2 separate regions of the Homo sapiens genome follow, and region 2 is linked to region 1. A link is a loop called in an ENCODE intact Hi-C map of the cell type or tissue named here. Cell type or tissue: dorsolateral prefrontal cortex. All regions are shown on one strand. Each heading gives the region's core, and the rest is flanking DNA. Links, peaks and the distances in the headings are about the cores only.

Region 1 (11,138 bases), core at 1,365-9,364:
TCATTGAGGGACTACTGTCAGGAAGAAGAGTTGGCTGTGAGGTAGGGAAGATGGAGGATAAACAGGACCAGCACCCCAGCCTCTGTTCCCCATTGCCTTCAACCCATGTTACTCTTCAGGGCATGATGGCTCCTTCTCTTTTGCCACCCAAGCCTTGTACAACTTCACTTTTGGCCAGCTCTAATCTGGAACCACACAGAGAAGGGGATTCTGGAAACACGGGTGCCATGGAAGCATGGGTGCCAGTGTAACTGAGTTGTCAGTGGGCTAATCCATGACTGGGAGAGGAGGCAGAAGATAGGAGATGAGGTCAGAGACATGGTCGGGGCTCAGTTCCTGAGGCCCCTTGTAGCCATTGCTGGCAGCTTCTTAGTAGAATGGGAAACCACTGGAGGGGATTAAAGAAGGGAAGGGACTTGTTGGATTTCACTTAACTCGTTCTAGGCTAAACTAAATCCATGAGTCAATTTCCCTTCCTCTCTCCCTCCTTCATCCCTCGGTGTTCCCTTTCTGTCTAACTACCTTGCTTTCCTCATCTGTAAAATGGGGATGCTAGTTGTATCATCCTCATGGAGTTGTTGCAAGGAAAGAAATGAAGTCATATAAACACTGTGTTCGTATAAACACTTGTCTGGCAAATTTGGCACTGAATATGTACTGGACTGTGATTATTTTTATTGTTTTTAAAGTCAGCTTCCCTCCCTCCTTCCTCCTCCCTCCTTCCCAAGCTGAATCTGAACCAAGGAAGTCTTCCTACAGAGCCACTGACTGGTCCCCACTAAGGCAGGGGTGGAGGGAGGGGCAGGATGTTTTCCTCTCCAGCCTTTGTCTTGCAGCAGAACCCCTGTCGAGCAACCTGGTCCAAGGCTTCATCCACCTGTCCTGTCCCCCTGCAGCCCACTTTCTCTTTCTTGCAGGCCACCCCTGCCCCCTCTGTCTTGCCCACCTGCTGCTTCATGTGGCCAGCATCTGGCTTTTGTGGAACCCCCCCAATGAGAACAAAGAGAACCCGACTCTCTGGCTGTCATCTCTGATCAGCGCTGTAGTCACTTTCTCTTTTTATTCCTGGCATCCACGAGGTGCTGGGCAGAAGAATTGGGTGCAGAATTGACATTGAACTTGTGCTTGGCAGGGCCTGAACTCTTTGAGGTTTGTGGGTTCCATGAAACTACATGAACTGAGTCAGCTCCAAACAGACTATTACATCTTAGAATGAGACCCCCAGTCCTGTCCCTGGGCTCCCGATCTGGTCCCTATCTGCTGATGTTTTCACTGGCTCATTGCACCCAGCTACCCTCTCTTCTTCACAACGCCTGCCCCAGGGCCTTTGCACAGCCCTTCTTTCTGCCTGGAATACCCTGCCTCAATCTTCCTCTGGCTGATTCCTTGTCATTTTGGACTCAGCCCAACTGCCAGCTTCTCAGAGTCCCACTTCCATCCTGGCCACTCTCTATCCTATCATAGTCTCTAGCATATCTAAAATGATTTTGTTTATTTTCATACCCCTTTCCACAAGAACAGTGGTGCTCAAAACCTCAACATGTATCAGAATCCCCCAGAGGGTTCCACTCCCAGAGTTCCTGCTTCAGCCAGTCCGGGGCAGTGCCCAGAAATCTGCATTAACAAGTTCCCAGGCGACGCTGGTGCTGCTGGTTTGGGGAACACGCTTTGAGAACCCCTGTGTTGGAATTCTCCCTGCATCTGGCTCAGAGTTGGAATGCAAGAAGTAGTCACGGAGTGACTGAGTGAATGCTAGTGGTTGATGATAACAGCAGCGACAAATATTGATTGAGTTCTTACTGGGCCAAGTCACGCAGCACCTGCTCATTTAATTCTTCAACAACCTCATGAGGTCCGTAGGATTATTATTCCTATTTTCTGGTAAGAAAACTGAGGCTCAGAAAGGTAGAGCCCTTGCCTGGGAGGGGGGTGGTGGTCACACAGCAACTAAGTGTCAGAGGCGGGGTTTGAACTCATTTCTGTCTGACTCCTGTTAAGCGGAGGCTTCCCACATAAAAAAGTGGTGGGAATGAATGGCTTTCTCCTTAACTCTGAGTGGTCCCTGTGTTTCCATTTGCTCAGCTTGAGGGAGCAACCCTTTGGGGCTTTTGTAGCAGCTTACACTGGAACTGAGATAAAAAGAAATTATTTAAAGGCTGCATGTAAATATCAAATAATATTGCACATTTGCAGAGCACCTTCAGTTTTAGGAAGCACCTGCATGCAGGTGATCTTGTTTTAGCCTCGCAACCATATGAGTGGTGGGCAGATTAGGCTGCACGCCCAGTTTCACAGATGGGAACATTCCCAGCAGATTTGACTCTCCATCAGTATCTCTGTCCTTCCCAGCCACGGTCCTGAGGGAGGATGGGAGGCTTCTGTGGGCGCATGATTATGTTTGAAACTTGCAGGGAACATGCAGGGGGAAGGCAGAAAGGGCAAGGAGGATGAAAATATTTGTTATTATTTGGAGCAAAATTATTCTTGCCTTCCTTTAAAATATGCTGAGGGGAGATGGCTCCAGTTCATTATAGTCATGATTTTCACTCAGGTGGCTTTTTGCTTTCTCTAATTATTTCCCTGATTACCAACTTATACACTCGTGTGAGAAGTACCCAAGCTATTGTTTGGGAGAGAAAAAGAAAGCACCGCATTGACCATAATTTGCATCCACATTGGTATGTTACTTAGCAATTTTTTTTTTTTTTTGAGACAGAATCACTCTGTCGCCCCGGCTAGATTGCAGCGGCTTAATCTCGGCTCACTGCAACCTCTGCCTCCCAGGTTCAAGCAATTCTCCTGCCTCAGCCTCCCAAGTAGCTGGGATTACAGGCACCCACCACTATGCCCAGCTAATTTTTTGTATTTTTAGTAGAGACGGGGTTTCACCATGTTGGCCAGGTTGGTCTCAAACTCCTGACCTCGTGATTCGCCCACCTCGGCCTCCCAGAGTGTTGGGATTATAGGCGTAAGCCACCATGCCTGGCTTAGTATTTTTTAAACAGCTGCATGGGGACAGGCGTGGTGGCTTACGCCTGTAATCCCAGCACTTTGGGATGCCGAGGCAGATGGATCACTGGAGGTCAGGATTTTGAGTCCAACCTGGCCAAAATGGTGAAACCCTGTCTCCACTAAAAATATAAAATTTGGCTGGGCATGGTGGTGCATGCCAATAGTCCCAGTTACTTGAGAGGCTGAGGCAGGATAATTGTTTGAACCCAGGAGGTGGAGGCTGCAGTAAGCTGAGATCATGCCACTGCACTCCAGCCTGGGCAACAGAGCAAGATTCCATCTCAATAAATAAATAAATAGGCCAGGTGTGGTGACTCACACCTGTAATCCCAGCACTTTGGGAGGCCAAGGTGGGTGGATCACCTGGGGTCAGGAGTTCAAGAACAGCCTGGCCAACATGGTGAAACCCCATCTCTACTAAAAATACAAAAATTAGCCAGGCGTTGTGGTGCACGCCTATAGTTCCAGCTACTCAGAGCGTCGAGGCAGGAGAATGGCTTGAACCCTGGAGGCGGACGCTGCAGACAGCCAAGATTGCGCATTGCACTCTGGCCTGGGTGACAGAGGGAGACTCCATCTCAAAAAAAAAAATAAAATAAAATAAAGTAAAATAAAATAAAATGGGAAAAAAGTCTGGAAGGAAATCCACTTGGATATTTAGCATAGCTGTTCTTTGGTTAAGGGTGATGATTTTCTTTCTTTTGCCCTTCTGCATTTTCTGTCTTTCTGGGCAACAAATAAGTAGTTGTGTAACTTAAATGAGAAAGTTTGAAGGAAAAGAATCCTCCTCGAACCCTGTTTGCTTACTTTCATCTGTACTGTGATACTTTCTTCTCTGCTGCTGATGCCTGGTGGGGCAGGATGCTCTGACCTCCCAGGTTTCAATGGTTTTCTCACTGATTCACCGTCCCTTTGCATCTGTTCAAAAGGAAAAACTTTCTGGGCTGCATCTTTCTAAAGTAAACCTTCCCATGGCTTAGGCAACTCCTGACCACTGCGGGGAGGATTTCCTTGATTGCACCTGTGTCGATCTTCGGCCATAGTCATTGGGCAGTTATCTTGTAGTTGCTTTGATATCTAAATCTCCCATATTAGACTGGAAATTCCTAGATAGCAAGAGCCATCTTTTAATAAACAAAATAATAACGATAAAATATTAAAAACATACTGAGTGTCAGGCGGTGTTCTGAGCTGATTTTGAGGGTTATTTCACTTAATCGTCAGATATCCCCATGAGACAGGGACTTTTGTATTCCCCAGTTTTCAGATAAGAGAATGAAGGCACAGAGGGGTGAACCATGGTACCCAACCAAGGTCACATGGCCAGTAAATTGCGGGGTACCAGCACTTGAGCTCGGGCTGATTCCAGACCGTACACTCTAAACGCAGCACTTTGTTCATTTCCTACAAACTACTTAGCATGGTTGCAAAAGTATCATTGAATGAATTAACGAACAAATGAACTGTCATAATCTAATCACAGAAATTATGTCCTTGGAGGGGAAGGTTGAAGCCTTTATAATTTGCCCTAGGGGAGAGAAGTGAAGCCAAAGCACTTTCTGTCTGTGTATCAGGAATGAGATCGTGTGGGAGGGATAGTGATCAGATAATGAGAGATTTTCTCTCTAAAACAGGGGTTGACCAAGTATAGCCCACGGGCCAAAGTCAGCCCTCCACCTGCTTTTGTAAATAAAGTTTTATTGGAACACTGCCATACCTATTTGTTTCCACTTTGTCTATGGCTGTTTTCACGCTGCAACATCAGAATTGTGTAGTGTGACAGAGACCGTATGGCCCACAAAACCTGAAATATTTACTGTCAAGCTTTTTAGAGAAAATGTTTGCTAACCCTTTTTGTAAAAGACCAAGCTAGAAATAGTGAGTGTCAATTAAAACAAATACATACATGTCTAAGTCAGGGGAGATTTTGGTCTGATGTAAAGAAGAACTTCCTTTTGGAGGAGGGCAATAAATACATGAAGAGGCTGGGGAGGCATTGACTGTGGAGAACTCTGTAGTGGGGGTGAATGAATATTTGCACAAGTGGTACAACATTTATAGGGGGCTGTAATTGATCAAGAACTTCCTATAGTAAGTGCTCAGGGGAAGGCAGGAAGGAGGCACACGCCCAGAGAGGGTGAGATGCCTAGGGTCACACAGCTAGTACCTGGTAGAGCTTGTGCTCAAACCCACATCAGTTTCACCCAAAACTTTCATTATACATGGTCCTGACTGGGCATGGTGGCTCACACCTGTAATCCCAGCACTTTGGGAGGCTGAGGTGGGCAGATCACAAGGTCAGGAGTTCGAGACCAGTCTGGCTAACACAGTGAAACCCCATCTCTACTAAAAATACAAAAAATTAGCTGGGTGTGGTGGTGTGCGCCTGTAATCCCAGCTACTTGGGAGGCTGAGGCAGGAGAATTGCGTGAATCTGGGAGGCAGAGGTTACAGTGAGCTGAGATTGTGCCATTGCATTCCAGCCCGGGTGACAGTGCGAGACTCCGTCTCAAAAACCCAACCCAAAACGTTATGCATGGTCCATTGTGCTGACTTTTGGGGTCTGTTCTGCATCAGACTGAGTTCTTTGGGGAGTGGGGACCACATCTCGTTGTCTTTGGAGTGCTGTACACAGATGCTGTCTGGATAGTACTCTCTGAAGGTCACTCCTATATAGGAGTCTGTGGCTTTCTTTGGGTGAGTGTGACCACCATCCTGATGGGATTCAGAAATGTGGGGTTGCCCTACACTCCGAATTTCCCCCACTGACTTCACTCTTCAAACAGGAAACCTTAAATGGTCCTCCTTTCCCCACACAGAGAACCTGTTGCTTTGAGTTGGGAGGGTGGGAGACGGTACTTCCCTACCCCCAACATCAGCCCTGTCCTTGGGAACAGAGCTCAGTTTAGCTTCATCATCTGATCATTTTCTTTCTTTAGCGCCTTTGTTTCTTTCCTTCTCTATCTGGTACTTTGTGGAGGAGAAATGAGGCAGACCAGCTTTGTAACCGGATACCAGGATGCTCTCAGTGGCTCGGGCTGACAGATTTTTCAAGCTCCACTTGTAAAGACCTTGTGCCATCATGATCACGTAGGGTGGAGGAACTGAGCGTCAGGGCTGCATTGTTGCTTTCAATCCTAGGCTCCTTGCTTGAAAAAGTTAGGGGCACGTAGCTGCTTGGCCGTAGACACTGGGATGCCTTTTCCTCCCAGTGTTTTCTTGGACACCATACGACCAGGGCCACCTCTTGATGGCGCAGTGTCATGTTTGGCCACCAGGAGGCGCTGCCCGATAAGCTTCCTTTAGCGGAGACGTCAAAATTGTCTTGAAATCGGTGCACAAGATGCATAGTAATGTAGAAACTGGCAGGAACCTCGGTCTGATCATCTCAACTTTTAAGTAAGGAAAAACTGAGTCTGAGAGAGGAGGAGGGCTTGACCCAGCTACAGCAGGGACTAATGCTGGCTTAATTCTGTTTCACAGACCGAGCTTTCTCGGCAGGCAGGCTGGAAGCCAGGGGAGACCCTGGGTTTCTTTCCCGGCTGGCCCCTAGTGAACGGCAGAGGCATCTATCAGAGCAGCCTACTCCGACGGGGCCTTGCTGCCACTCACCTTCCTTCCGCATTCATGTCATGATGCTCTTGCGTTGGTCTCCCTGCCACACTGCAAGACCAATTAAGAGGAGAAAATGAACTGTAAAGAAGGAACATTGAAATGCAGCCTCCAAATAATAACTAGTGGAGATGCAAAGGGAGCTCCGAAGCGACAGAAAAAACTCTAGGCAGTGGCTTCATTCCCTTGGGAGACATCTGGAAAGAGCTTGGGGCCCGGCCTGGGGCACCCCCAGCTGCATGGGAGCCCTCCCGAGAGGCTGTCTAAAGAATGGCTACGATGAGAAGTGGCTGGACTTGCTTCAGTTGAAATCAGTGTTCTGGTGCTTGCCACATTCCCTGCAGTGGGGTGCACTGATAAAAAAGACACGGGCCACAGTTGGCAAGGGGCTGGGCCTCCCGGCTGCGTCATTCAGCTGCCCTGGTTGGTTTGTGGCACAGTCAGGAAGGCATATGAGTCCTGAGCCTGGGATGTGAGTCCTGCCTGGGCCACGGGTCCAGCCTCTTCCCTATCGGAACCTCTGTCTTTGAAACAGGCATCATGATAGCGAGTCTTTTAGTGTTGTGATGTTTAAGGGAGGTGATGTGTGCTTTTGCCTCTGTCTGGGACAACCTCTCCATCTGAGCGGGACTTTGCTGTGCTCCTTTTGGCTGGGGTGAATTGGGAATCATACAACCCAAAGAGAATGGTGAAGTGAAAGGTTTCTCTCCATTTCCTAATAAGTACGGTGTTGGCATTGCCTGTTCTGCCTCCAGTATCTTTCTGGAAGGTAGATTCCACAGGAACTGAATGGTCTCGGGGCCCCAGAGCTGTTGAAGTCCACTCCATGATGGGTACCGACAGTTGAGGGTGTTGCCTGTGACTTCCATCAGGCCCTAAACTTGACGATGCTACTGCCCTGTGGATGGAAGACAGTGTTCTGACCCCTTTTAGTACTTTGGAGCAGAAAAAAGTTAGCACCCAATCGCAATCTTCTTTTAACATATTTGGGAGGTTGGGAAAAGTTTCCCAATAGTCTTTTATGGAAATATTTTTACTCCCCAAGAGTGGGCAAGTTTCTAGACTAAAGGGATTTTCTGTAGGGGGTTGTCAGTTTACGGAGGGTACTTCCTAACTGCAGACTGTCTGGAGGCTGTAGGGTAGGCGGCCTTGCTTAACAACAGTGCTCATCGTTAATCCTCTCTGATGTCAGTCATTACATCTCAGGTCCCAAGTAGGAGGTTTTCTTGGTGGTCTCCAATTACAGCACAAAAAGGGCTAGCCCCTAGGGTTTCTCAACCTTGGCACTGTTGACATTTGGGGCTGGAAAATTGTGGTGGGGACTGTCCCATGCCTTGGAAGATGTTTAACAGCATCCCTGGCCTCTACCCACTGGATGCCAGTAGCATCCAACCCCCTAGCCCCTGGTAGTGACCATCAAAAATGCCTACAGACACTGTCAAATGTCCCCTGCGGCAAAATCACTCTGGGCTGAGAGCCACTGGCTTGACTGATCCTAAGCGCTCCAGGAACATAGCCGCTTTGGTTCTAAGGAGGAGGATAATGATTATGACGACACTGACGACAACTTCTGTATTCTGAGGCCAGATGAAAGCCAGGAGCTTTTGTGAACACTGAGGTTCTGTAAAGCACAGAAAACCATAACTGAGTTGGGGTTTGGCTTATCATGCCCAGAGCATGGTTTTCCCAGGGGTCTTTAGTCCAATTAACAGGAACCAGATGAAAGCGAGGAACCGTGATATACCACCCTCCCTCCAACTCGCCATGCACACACATACATGCACCATCTCTCCCTGTCTCCCCAGGGACCTTGTTAAAACTTCCATCAGTTTTGCAGATAAACAGCTCCTGATCACCCATGAAAGGGGGCAACAGCAGACGGAGCTCAGGGCTGGAGGCAGGATGCTTCGGTTCTGGCTCTGCCCCTGACTTCTCTGGTTATGGGAGCCTGGGTCAGCCACATGGCCTCACTGAGCCTGGTGTCTTGGTCTGCCAAATGCCTGAGGACAGGATGGATGGCCCATAAGCCCCTTTTTCCCTGGACTCTGTGTCTCGGGTTCGATTTTCATGCCCAGCCAGTGAGCTGCCAGCAGAAACTGCATCCCTGCCCTCGAAGACGGCTCTCTGGTTTACCCGCACAGCTTCTAACTGTTGTTACTATTACTGCATTGATCCCTATATCCACTCAGTGACACCTTTTTTGGATTCTTTGAACATAAAAAAATTAATTCCCACCTTTGCATTTGTTTCTTCTGCCTGCAATACTGTTTCTGTGAGCCAGCTCCTTTTCATTATTTGGGTCTCAGCTCAAATGCTGTAGGAAGTACTCAGTGCATGGTATTAGTGTGATTATCATATATTACTATTAGTATGATTCTCATTGCTCTTCTCAGGCTGGGGAAGCACAGGGGCTGGGAAGCCCAGAGGAGGAGCCTCACCGCAGCCCGAGCAAGGTCAGGGGAAGTTTTCTAGGAGAATAAACCCCTCCATTGAGTTCAAAGGCTATGTTTGGGCTTCTCCTGTTGCCTCCTGGGTTGATTATTTTATTTTATTGCCTATCAAATGCCAAATCTCCAATCTACTCAGGACAGTTTCTTTTTTCATTCAAATCACCATAGCTCAAAAAAAATCCCTACCCCGCCCCCCACCCCCAGTATCTTTTTGGACCATTTTGTGATGTCAAAGCTGCCTGCAAACTTTCAGTATTGAAGTCAGTAACATACGGTGCCCTGGAAAAGGTGTACTTGTTTTGTTTGGATTTTGGAAAGAAGGACAGAGTTGTACTCAACTACATCCACTTTCCTTTGATCTTTGTACCACTGACCAGAGGGTGGAAGCAGAATTTACCTGAAACTCCTTTTAACTTCGGATCATGGTCTTTATTCAGCCGAGTCCTTCGGATTCTTGGGTGATGCCAGTTCTGTTTTTTTTTTTTATTTTTTTTGAGACAGGGTCTCACTCTCTTGCCCAGGCTTGAGTGCAGTAGCCTGATCTTGGCTCACTGCAACCTTTGCCTGCCAGGCTCAAGCCGTCCTCCTCCCTCAGCCCCCAGAGTAGTTGGAACTATAGGGGTATGCCACCATACCTGGCTAATTTTTTTAATGAAAATTTTTTTTTTTGTACAGACAGGGTTTCACCATGTTGCCCAGGCTGGTATTGAACTCCTGGGCTCAAGCGATCCGCCTGCCTCGGCCTCCCAAAGTGCCCCGCCAGGTGTTGCCGGTTCTAAGACAAGATACTGTGATTTTTTGGGAAATCACGGTAGGGGAATTATGACATCAAGGTGGGTTCAAAATAGGTTGAGATGAAAGAGCTTGTAGATTTCTTCATGAAGGAAGGACTTAGTGTCCGGTGGTCTTTTCTGAATATTCATGATGCCACTGAATGTGGAAAAAGAGGATTTAAAATGCACCCCTGGCCAGGCACAATGGCTCATACTTGTAATCCCAGTGACTTGGGAGGCTTGCTTGAGTGACAGGAAGATTGCTTGAGGCTGAAGTTCAAGACTAGCCTGGGCAACATAGCAAGACCACTTCTCTACAAAGAATAAAAAAATCAGCTGGGCTTGGTCGTGTGTGCCTGTAGTCCCAGCTATTCAGGAGGCCAAGGCTGGAGGATCTCTTGAGCCTAGGTGTTTGAGGCTGCAGTGAGCTATGATCATGCCACTGCACTCCTGCCTGGGTGGCGGAGCAGGACCCTGTCTCTAAGAAAACTCCAACCCCCACCCCCAAATGCACTCCTGTCCCAAGGGTTTCTGCACAGATATTTAACATTCCTCTACTATGTATAAGGCATTGGTCCACGTTTACAGTGTGCTAGACACATCATGTGTGAGGAATTTCCATGGATGACTTCCTTTGATTTTTATTACAACTTTCTAAGCTATGAGTTGTCCCGTCCCTTGTAAAAAGGGAGGAGATAGAATTCAGAGAGGTGCCTGGGCCTAGCAAAGGCCGCACAGCTTGGGTAAGTCACAAAGCCAGCATTGTGCTCAGAACTTAGGGTGAAACCACCACTACATACCGCCCCACCTTCCCGCCTCCACCACCCCCCGCCCCACGAAGGCTCTGAAAGAGCAAAAGGAAGGCAGGGTATTTGTTGGGAGCCCACGTGCTGTGCAGAAGCCACTTGGCCAGGGTCATGCCACTGGTCTCTCCTGGGTCTGTCTGAAAGCCCGTGGACTTCAAGAGTTCAGACTGATTTTCAAGGGACGTAAACCCATCACCTGCAGTGACCTGTTGTCCCAGGCAGCAGTGCATTGGCCTGTGCCTAGGTAAGGCTGGTGGATGGCTTCATAGCCTAGGAGTAGGTTGGACCCAAGGCAGAAGGTGAGAAGTAGGGAGAAGTGAGATGACTTAGGAAGGGCTAGAGACAAGGCCTGGGGTCTGAAGGAGCACCCTGCTCTCTAGGGCTCTGGAAAGGGCAGATTGGAATGCTGATGCCATCCTGCCTCCAGCTTGCTCTGTGACATCAGGCAGCTACTGGCCTGACCTCCGTGGCTCTCTGTAACAGGA
Region 2 (10,667 bases), core at 1-8,000, 630 kb after region 1:
CAGGTGCCTGTAGTCCCAGCTACTCGGGAGCCTGAGGCAGGAGAATGGCATGAACCTGGGAGGTGGAGCTTGCAGTGAGCCAAGATCCCGCCACTGCACTCCAGCCTGGGTGACAGAACAAGACTCCGTCTCAAAAAAAAAAAAAAAATCCCTTTTGACGGGCCCAGTGGCTCACACCTGTAATCCCAGCACCTTGGAAGGCAAAGATGGGTGGATCACTTGAGCCTAGGTGTTCAAGACCAGCCTGGGCAACATGGCAAAACCCTGTCTCTACTAAAAACACAAAAGTTAGCCAGGTGTGGTAGCATGTGCCTATAATCCCAGCTACTCAGGAGGCTGAGACACAGGAATCGCTTGAACCTAGGAGGCAGAGGTTGCAGCCAGCCGAGATCACGTCACTGCACTTCAGCCTGGGCGACACAGTGAGACTCTCAGTCTCAAAAAAAAAAAAAAAAAAAAAAAAGTCCTTTTAAATGTTTCTCTTCCTGGCCAGTTGTACTTGTGAGCATTCATTCATTCATTCATTCTTTCAAAACAAGCCCCTGCTAGGTGCCAGGTCCTGTCCAAGACACTAAGGCTACAGAATAAATGAAAGAGACGGGCCGGGTGCAGTGGCTCACGCCTGCAATCCCAGCACTTTGGGAGGCTGAGGCGGGCAGATCACCTGAGGTCAGGAGTTTGAGACCAGCCTGGCCAACATGGTGAAACTCCATCTCTACTAAAAATACAAAAATTAGCCGGGCGTGGTGGCAGGCACCTGTAATCCCAGCTACTTGGGAGGCTAAAGCAGGAGAATCGCTTGAACCCTGCTGGGATTGCAGTGAGCTGGGATCGTGCCACTGCACTCCAGCCTGGGTGACAGAGCGAAACTCCGTCTCAAAAAAAAAAAAAAAAGAAAGAGACAAAGCCCCTGAGCCCAGAGCATGGGTGATTTTCTCTGGGGCACTCAGAGGAAACAGCAGCCTTGCCCTTGGGGCACTAACTGCCCCCCAACTTCTCTTTCCACAGGGTTTTCAGCTCCTAACTGGACCCTCTTGCCCAGCCGGCTGCAAGTTTTGTAAGCGCGGACAGACACTGCTGAACCTTTCCTCTGGGACCCCCTGTGGCCCTCGCTCTGCCTCCTGTCCTTGTCGCTGTGCCCTGGTTTCCCTCCTCGGGCTTCTCGCCCCTCAGTGGTTTCCTCGGCCCTCCTGGGTTTACTCCTTGAGTTTTCCTGCTGCGATGCAATGCTTTTCTAATCTGCAGTGGCTCTTACAAAACTCTGTTCCCACTCCCTCTCTTGCCGACAAGGGCAACTCACGGGTGCATGAAACCACTGGAACATGGCCGTCGCTGTGGGGGTTTTTTTCTCTGGGGTTCCCCTGGAAAGGCTGCAGGAACTAGGCACAAGCTCTCTGAGCCAGTCCCTCAGCCACTGAAGTCCCCCTTTCTCCTTTTTTATGATGACATTTTGGTTGTGCGTGCCTGTGTGTGTGTGTGTGTGTGTGTGTGTGTGTGTGATGGGCCAGGTCTCTGTCCGTCCTCTTCCCTGCACAAGTGTGTCGATCTTAGATTGCCACTGCTTTCATTGAAGACCCTCAATGCCAAGAAACGTGTCCCTGGCCCATATTAATCCCTCGTGTGTCCATAATTAGGGTCCACGCCCATGTACCTGAAACATTTGGAAGCCCCATAATTGTTCTAGTTAGAAAGGGTTCAGGGCATGGGGAGAGGAGTGGGAAATTGATTAAAGGGGCTGTCTCCCAATGAAAGAGGCATTCCCAGAATTTGCTGCATTTAGATTTTGATACCAGTGAGCAGAGCCCTCATGTGACATGAACCCATCCAATGGATTGTGCAAATCCCCTCCCCAAACCCACCCATACCAGCTAGAATCACTTGACTTTGCCACATCCATTGACTGACCCCCTCCTCCAGCAATAGCATCCAAGGGGCCTGGAAGTTATGTTGTTCAAAGAAGCCTGGTGGCAATAAGGATCTTCCCACTTTGCCACTGGATGACTTTGGATGGGTCACTTGTCCTCAGTTTTTCCTAGTCATAATGTCATACGAACCTAAAGAATATGAATGGATTAAATGTTAAAGCTTTGGTGCCTGGAAACAATATCAAGTAACAATATGATTATTATTTTTTTATTCCCCCAAAGCGGGCTTGCTGCTTCACCCTTGGGGATGAAATAATGGAAGCTGGTTAAAGTGGATGAGGTTGGAAAGAGTTGCCATAATGAGGTCCCACGTGGCTTCTTCGATAGGAGCCACAACTTGGGGTGGGAAGAACTTGTCCCTCAGGCTTGTTGCCCTCTGCAGTTGATCTCCAAAGTTTTAAACCTGTTAAATTAATTTTGACAAATAAGTTACCCTCAACTCAGATCAAAAATGGGCAGCCAAGTCTTCGGTAGGAATTGGAGCCGGTGTAATTCCTCCCTAAGAGGCAACCTGTTGAATTTACTCTCTCAGAGTAAATGGTGGGAAGGGATCCCTTTGTATACTTTTTTAAATACTACAAATTAGTGTCAGGCAGTTCCCAGAAAGAGACAAGAAATCCTAGTGGCCTCCCAGACTGCAGGGTCCCCAAGGATGGAAAGGGAATGTTCTGCTGGTTCTACCCTGTTTGTTGTGTCTTGCTATACAGAAAAACCACATTTCTTTTATATACTGTACGTGGGCATATCTTGTTGTTCAGTTTGGGTGTCTGCTAAAGAGGAAGTGCACTGGCCCTCTTTGAAAGGGCTTTACAGTGGGGGCACCAAGACCCCAAAGGGCCCAGGCCAGGAGACTGTTAAAGTGAAAAGGCAATCTATGACTCACCTTGCTCTGCCATCCCTGGCAGCCCCCACCGGTGTCCTGTTCCTGCCACATGGAGCTTGACTTCATGCCAGCTATAATCTCCCCTGCCTTCCTTTAATCCCAATTTCCCCTGCTCACTCTTCCACAGATATAAAGAACAAACACTTAGCATCCCACACTCACCCCTTCTAATCCTGAAGGGAAGCCCATTCTAAACTCCTTTCCTGCAAACCCATTTCCAGCTCCTAGTAGCTTTCCTCCCAAAGGCTTTCTTTCCAATCCTTTATAGCTTTGGAGACGCCTCCCCAATTCCCCAGGGAAGGAAACTGTTGTGTCCAATCCCCATTAAAGACAAATTGATCAGTGCTTCCCACTCCAAGTCAAGCTTTATGCAGGAATGCTTTTCCATCAGGGAATAAATACTTAGAAGCGCTTACAAGGTGCCAGGCACCTCCTTTCTGCATGTGCCTGCCTTTCTAGTAGCAGACAGATGGAAACATTGTCTCATTTTGTCAAGGAGTCCAAAGAAATGATTATAAAACCAGGATTCATCCTTCTTCTCCAGAAAGATTTTTTTTTAAGTAAACACCTTTCAATCCCCAACACAAGCTGCTTCACAACTCCAGGCTAGAAGGCAGGAGAGCGATCTGATGTGTTTCTTTCATTTGCCAGAATTCCTGATACCAAAAGCCTCTCTCTCTGTTGAGTAACCTCTCAAGGACCAGAGTGGAGTCCAGATTGTTAGGCTCAGATCAAGGGTGGGGAAATACTGCCCTCTCGTGGTGGCTTTTCATCCAGGCCTCGTAGCCAACCGTTTAAGTGCAAAATAGAATTAAGCAATGGGTAAGCAAAATAGGGTTGACAAGATATTTGGGGGTTATTCGGGTTATGGCCCATTTATTTCCCTCTTCCCCCTGAATTGACCAGTAGCAGCTCCAGCCCCATTTCACAAAAGTGAGTTTGGCCAGGAGGAATGAGACGTCTCCTGAAATAGGAACACCGGAACATCATGCTCACCTGCCATCACTATGCATCCAGTTCCCACAGCTTGTGTCGTGAAAGAGCAGAGAGATGATGTTAAACTCCTTGGGAGGAGAGAGGGCTTCTTTTGGTTTCCCTGGAGTGAGACAGCCAGGTGTCTTTCTTTTGCGGGGGGACACTTCAGACCCATCAATATGGAATTTTGGGAGCCGACCTGAGTGCAAATCCTAATTCTGCCCCTGTTGGTGCAGATGGCTGTGGGCGGCTCACTTGACCTTTTAGAGTCTGCATACCCACCTGTATAACAAGGTGGATTGAATGAGACAATGCCCACGAAATGCCCAGTTACAGTACCTGGTTCAAAACTTACTGCATTTTAATTTTTCACTTAACTTATAACATGTCTTGCTTCTCCAGTGTGTGGAAGGCACCGGGCAGTTTGCAGAGATAAGCAAAACACAGTTCCTCTCGTGCAGAAGGTTAGAATCTATTTTTTTTTTTGACAGAGTCTTGCTCTGTCACCCAGGCTGGCGTACAGTGGTACGATCTCAGCTCACTGCATCCTCTGCCTCCCCCAGTTCAAGTGATTCTTCTGCCTCGGCCTCCTGAGTAACTGGGACTACAGGCGCCTACCACCACGCCCAGCTAAGTTTTGTATTTTTAGTAGAGTCAGGGTTTCACCATGTTGGCCAGGCTGGTCTTGAATTCCTGACCTCAAATGATCCACGCACCTCAGCCTCCCAAAGTGCTGGATTACAGGCATGAGCCACCACGCCCAGCCAAAGGTTATAATCTGATGGAGAGAGACACCCGTCTTGGAACTGACATAAATTTCTGGGGTTTGAGAAATGGGCGGGATTTCACTGGTAGCTTCTGGAAGGTAAGAGTTGTCCAGGAATTGGGAAGAGTGAGAGGAAAGGCACGGACAGGGAGCATGTAAGATAAATTGAGGCTGGCTTTGGAAGGCTGAGGAGGGTGAGAAAAGGTGGGCTGGGACCAGACCGTGGGGAGAGGTGAGTGGCATTACAAGAAATTTAGGCTTTATTCAGAAGGCAACAGGGAGTCCCTAAGAATGTTTTTCAAAAAGGGACATTAAGGCGATTGGAGTTATACTTGGAAAAGAAAGTTCTGGCCACAGTACAGAGCATGGCCCGTTGAGCTGTTGGGGGGGTTATTGCTGCAACCAAGGCTTGAGTGAGGGAAGAGGCGGATGTAGTGATAAAGAGACTCCAGGAACTGAATCAGCGTACCTGGCACCCCATCCATTGTAGAGGGTGAGAATAAAGGAGAAATTAAAGCATCTTGCAGGCTGGGCGCGGTAGCTCATGTCTGTAATCCCAGCACTTTGGGAGGCCGAGGTGGGTGTATCAGTTGAGGTCAGGAGTTGGAGACCAGTCAGCCAGTTAGTAGAAACCCTGACTCTACTAAGAAAATACAAAAATTAGCTGGGCATGGTGGCATGCGCCTGTAGTCTCAGCTACCTGGGAGGCTGAGGAAGGAGGATCGCTTGAGCCCAGGAGGTGGAGGCTGCAGTGAGCCAAGATTGTACCACTGCACTCCAGCCTGGGTGACAGAGCAAGACTCTTATCTCAAAAAAAATAAAATAAAATAAAATAAAATAAAACATCTTGCCCCTAGCTGAGAGAGAGGTCTCTGAAGAGCAGGCTCAGGGAAAAGATGAGTTTTCAGAGCTGATGTGATAGTCAGCTTCTCTGGAGTCAACAGGGTGAATCCTTCCCAAGTCCAGCCATGCCCAGATGCCCGGAGGGAAAACTGACCCCCAGCCAGTAGACATTGGCTAAGAACACAGAATCTTCTGACCAAACACGCTTTCAGCAGCTGCCTGCTCTGGACTTTGAAAGAGGTCAGGTCTTGCCCTAAGCTCAAAACAAGTGAGAGGTGTCCTGACCTAGCTCATAGGGCAAATGGTCCTAATAGGATGGGCAATCCAGATGCCTGAGCCCCTTCACTCCGACAGCACCAGCGCCTAATGCAGCCTTTTCATTCTTGCCATTAGGAAATCTGTGGACTTCTAGCCTGTGTTTTAAACCAGCCATGTTTCCTTGTATATTTCCCTACCCGCTGCCCCACATACCCAGCATGCCGCTGTGGCCACCATGTCCTCAAAGCCTTCTGTCTGTATCAGGAATGTAGTCTGAGACTGCCAGGAAGCAACAAGGAGAGAGAAACACTAACTAGTCTTCCTTTATAACCCATTCATACTCTCTGGCTGTCCCCAACCTTCATAGTCTCCTGCATCCAAATGTCCTCTTTGGCTCAAAAAGTAGGCCAGGCATGGTGGTTCATGCCTGTAATAGCACTTTGGGAGACTGAGGTGGGAGGATCACTTGGGGCCAGGAGTTTGAGACCAGCTTGGGCAACACAGCGCAATCTCGTCTCTACTAAAAAAAAAAAAAAAAAAAAATTAGCTGGGCATGATGGCATGCTCCTGTGGTCCCAGCTACTTGGGAGGCTGAGGCAGGAGGATCACTTGGTCCCAGGAGTTTGAGGCGACAGTGAGCTAGGATCGCACCACTGCACTCCAGCCTGAGTGACAGAGCAAGACCCTGTCTCTAAAAAAAATTAAAATGAAAGACCAGGTGCTGGGATTAAGGAAACACAGGTCTGAGGGTCTGAGGGAAGGGGCCTGCCTCCCAGGGAGTCAACATAGATGTTCCCCATGAACAGGGATTTGACTTTGGAGGCCAACCTGGCCTGGCCTCTGCCCTTTATCTCACACTCCCTATCCTTGGCCCACTGCCAGTCCCTGCCTTGTGGCAAAGGGGCCCCAAAAGAAAAGCTGCCCTTCCCCAAATGTAAGGACCCAGGTACACTTTCACCCGTGGAAAGCAGTGTCTGTCGAGAGTCTGTTTCCTATTAATACTTATCAAAGCCATGTGCGAGGGAGGTGGTCAGCTGTCAATATGCCTTAGTATGTTTATATGAGTTTGTTTTGTTCTAAAATACCCAAACAGTTCTGGTCAAGCGGGGCTATGCCCGTCTGGCCCAAAACACAGTCCGTTATTAACGAGATGGCCCTGGCAGGCGGGAACAAATCTGCCTCCATGCACTGCTTCCTGTAGTCTTTTAGAAAGTAACTCCAGGACATCGAAGTGCCCAGATTTGACTCCTAAGTTCTAGGAGACTGTAGCGCAGGGTCTGTCAACCTTAGCACTATTGGCATTTGGGGCTGGGTAATTCTTTCTTGTGGGGGCCGTCTTGGGTACTGTAGGAAGCTGAGCAGCATTCCTGGCCTCCATCCACAAGATACCTGTAGCAGTGTCCTGCCAACGGTAACAATCAAGTATGTCATCAGACATTGCCCAATGTCCCCAGGGGGCAACACCCCTCTCTTGGACTTCAGGGTCAAGAGAATCTCTGCTGGCTACCCCAGGACTTCTCATTATAGATTTCCTGGAGCACGCAGCAGAAACTTTGCCTAGCCCAGTGGTTGTTTCCATTATCTGCTGCCAAAGTGGGATTTGAGGGTGTCCGGGGGAGGGGGCATGGGGAGGGCAGTATGCTTTCAAAAACCCCTCCCAGGCCAGGCGTGGTGGCTCATGCCTGTAATCACAGGACTTTGGGAGGCCGAGGCTGGCAGATCACTTGAGGCTGGGAGTTAGAGACCAACCTGGCTAACATGGCAAAACCTCGTCTCTACTAAAAATACAAAAATCAGCCCGGCGTGGTGGCGGGCATCTGTAATCCCATCTACTCGGGAGGCTGAGGCAGGAGAATTACTTGAACCCAGGAGGCAGAGGCTGCAGTGAGCCGAGATGGCACCACTGCACTCCAGCTTGTTGACAGAATGAGACCCTGTGGAAAAAAAAAAAAAAGCCCTCCCATGCCAGAACAGAGGATGGCAGTCTGTTTCAATAAGACACTGTGTCCTTGGTGTTGGTTCTGATTAAGACTCACTGAGATCCAGTGCTCTTGAGCTGGGTCTCAGTCCCCTCCCATGTCCTGTGCTCTGCCGCCACTGTTTTCATTGTTGTGTTCTCGTTGTGATTGTTAAGACTCACACTCCTGGCTCAGCAGTGGTTTTCCAGAAGGCCCAAAGAGCGGTGCCGGGCACCCCACGTCGCAGTGTCCGTTCCGGGCTTGGGAAGCTGGGGAGGTGGGCAGACCTGGTCGCATCTCACCACACACACACACACACACACACACACACACGCTGTCAGAAACTCGGCCGTCCCCCCTACCTCTGAGCTCTCAATGCTGCTAATCTCTGCCAAGTGTCCCTGTGCTCCAGCACCTTCCTTGAAGGACTGACGCCCACCCCACGCTCTTTGCGAGGTTGTCCAGGCTGTGTTTGTCGCATGCTCTTCTTCTGTATAGTTCTCATCTTCCAATTTTATGGGATTCAACAAAAGCCTATTATGCTTGTTTGCATTATGGTTACAATATTAAAAAGTGGATTCAACTTGGCTGGCTGCTGTCTTCTGTTGGATTTGCTTGGAGTTTCTCACACTTTGGCCTGCTGTCCTGGGTTGGGTGCCCCAGAAGCCTGCTCTGAGATGGAGTTGGCAGGAGGCTGACAAGAGAGTGCTCTTGGGGAGGAGAGGGGAGAGAAGGGAAGGGGAGAAGAGAGGAGAAGGGAGTGAAGGGGAGGAGAGAGGAAGAGAAGGGAGGGGAGAGAGTGAGAGGGGAGGGTAAGGGAGGAGAGGGGAGGGGAGGAGAGAAGAGGGAAGAGAGGAAGGGACAGGGGAGAGGGAAAAGAAAGACCAGGGAAGGAGCGGGAGCGGGAGGGGAGGGAGGGAAAAGAGGGGAAGAGGAGGGAGGGTAGAGGAGGGAGAAGAAGGAGAGAAAAGAGGAGGAGGAGAAGGAGCAGAGAGGAGGGAAAGCAAGAAGAGAGGAAAAGAGGGAGGGGAGAAGAAAACTAAGGGAAGAAGAGAGAAGGGGAGGGGAAGGAGGAGGCAGAAGTGAAGGGCAGGGGGAGAGGAGGGGAGGGGAGGAGGCCTCTCTGGTCAGAGGCAAAGCTGAGCTGCCATAAGTCTCAACAGAAGCTTCAGCCAGCCCTGCAGGGCATTCTAAAGGTGACCTTTCAGAGGTGTCCCGATTTGGGACTGGAAGGCAGGATTTTAGACCCGTACATCTTGAGTCAGGCAACTCTCACCAGCAGAAGCCACACCCAAGGGGCTGAAGGCTGAGGGTGCTCCCGGCAGCCAGGGGACTCGTTCCTGAGTCCCGATGCAGATCTGGGTGGCGTAGCTGAGCGTCCTCTCTGCCCGCCTCCCCAACACCCCCTTTTCCTCCAGCACAGCTGCATCCATAGCCAGGGCCCCAGAGAAACAGTAAGACCTTCACCCTCAGCCCTCTTCCATTTAGGGCCCTCCTCCCTGAGGACCCTAAACTCTAATTCCTGGCTGGTTTCAGGCCCAGTTCCAAAACAAAGAGACCTCAAAAGCAGTAAAAGAATAGATGAAGAGACCGGACGCGGTAGCTCACGCCTGTGATCCCAGCACTTTGGGAGGCCGAGGCGGGCAGATCACATGAGGTCAGGAGTTTGAGACCAGCCTGGCCAACATGGCAAAACCCCATCTCTACTAAAAATACAAAAATTAGCCAGGCATGGTGGTGCACACCTGTAGTCCCAGCTACTCAGGAAGGTGAGAGGCAGGAGAATCACTTGAATCCGGGAGGCGGAGGATGCAGTGAGCCAAGACCACACCATTGCACTCCAGCCTGGGCAACAAGAGAGAAACTCCATCTCAGAAAAAAAAAAAAAAGAAAAAATAGATGAAGAAGTGCTGATGTCAAATGCCCGACAGATTTGTGACCATAAAGGAATAAACTAGCAGTTGGGTTTGATGCAGGGGGATGAGGCTTCATCATGCCCTTCCAGACATGGCGATTTGGATGCTGTGACTAGACATTTCAGCTTTTTTATTTATTTTATTTTTTATTTTTTTGAGCCAGACTCTCGCTCCATCGCCATCGCCCAGGCTGGAGTGCAGGGCACTATCTCAGCTCACTACAACATCCATCCCAGGTTCAAATGATTCTCCTGACTCAGCCACCCAAGTATCTGGGATTACAGGCATCCGCCACAATACCCGGCTACATTTTTTGTATTTTTGTTAGAGACGGGGTTTCACCATGTTGGCCAGGCTGGTCTCAAATTCCTAACCTCAGGTGATCTGCCTGCCTCAGCCTCCCAGAGTGCTGGGATTACAGGCGTGAGCCACTGCACCCAGCCGACATTCAGGTTTTTTTAAATTACCAAGTAGCTTATTCAACTCATTGCCCACCCCACCTGCACACATACATCACTCCTGACTCCTCCATCCCATCCCTGAGCCTCATGCCTAAGTTCAAGTGTGGGATGAAGATCAGAGACAGAGCAGGAGTCAGGGAACTCCATGCCCTACTTACTGTCCTACAACAATGTATTAGCCAATTTTAAGAAGGGCTAACAGTTATTAAAAGCCAGTCTTAGTGGGCGCAGTGGCTCATGCCTGTAATCCCAACACTTTGGGAGGCTGAAGTGGGAGGATTGTTTGAGCCCAGGAGTTGAAGCCAGCCTGGGCAACATAGTGAGACCCTGTCTCTACAAAAAATACAAAAATACAGCCGGGCGCAGTGACTCATGCCTGTAATCCCAGCACTTTGGGAGGCTGAAGTGGGGGGATTGCTTGAGCCCGAGAGTTCAAGCCAGGCTGGGCAACATAGTGAGACCCTGTCTACAAAAAATACAAAATACAGCCGGGCGCAGTGGCTCATGCCTGTAATCCCAGCACTTTGGGAGGCCAACGTGGGTGGATCACCTAAGGTCAGGAGTTCAAGACCAGCCTGGCCAACATGGCGAAACCCCCATCTCTACTAAAAATACAAAAATTAGCTGGGTGTGGTAGCACACACCTGTAACCCCAACTACTCAGGAGGCTGAGGCAGGAGAA

The links. Hi-C counts contacts between places; a loop is a spot of excess contacts. Peaks named below come from ENCODE experiments on the same cell type or tissue, not always from the same donor. Only the 100,000 strongest peaks of a DNase experiment are listed, where the experiment ranks them.
Region 2: it touches region 1 in a loop (6-fold over the local background); 87 of 110 quality-filtered maps call a loop at or near these places.

What each region holds. Positions count from the first base shown.
Region 1 is chr12:117,832,571-117,843,708 of GRCh38, reverse strand. The region is part of intron 3 of KSR2 (kinase suppressor of ras 2); the gene reads left to right. It overlaps LOC105370011 (a long non-coding RNA gene), which reads right to left and starts at 10,943. Exons shown (of 3, transcript XR_945403.3): 1 at 10,860-10,943; 2 at 9,472-9,544; 3 at 1-14. RefSeq lists an enhancer at 6,945-7,490. In dorsolateral prefrontal cortex, for the core only: CTCF peaks have their summits at 6,084 and 6,295 (motif pointing right); DNase peaks (open chromatin) are centred at 6,288 and 6,550; H3K4me3 peaks cover 740 bases.
Region 2 is chr12:117,205,666-117,216,332 of GRCh38, reverse strand. It overlaps NOS1 (nitric oxide synthase 1), which reads left to right. Exons shown (of 29, transcript NM_000620.5): 29 at 1,009-8,191. The coding sequence ends at 1,024. Among named protein-coding and RNA genes, the nearest start is that of FBXO21, 21 kb to the right of the region's middle. RefSeq lists an enhancer at 8,433-8,933. In dorsolateral prefrontal cortex, for the core only: CTCF peaks have their summits at 3,354 and 3,554 (motif pointing left); a DNase peak (open chromatin) is centred at 3,562; H3K27ac peaks cover 403 bases.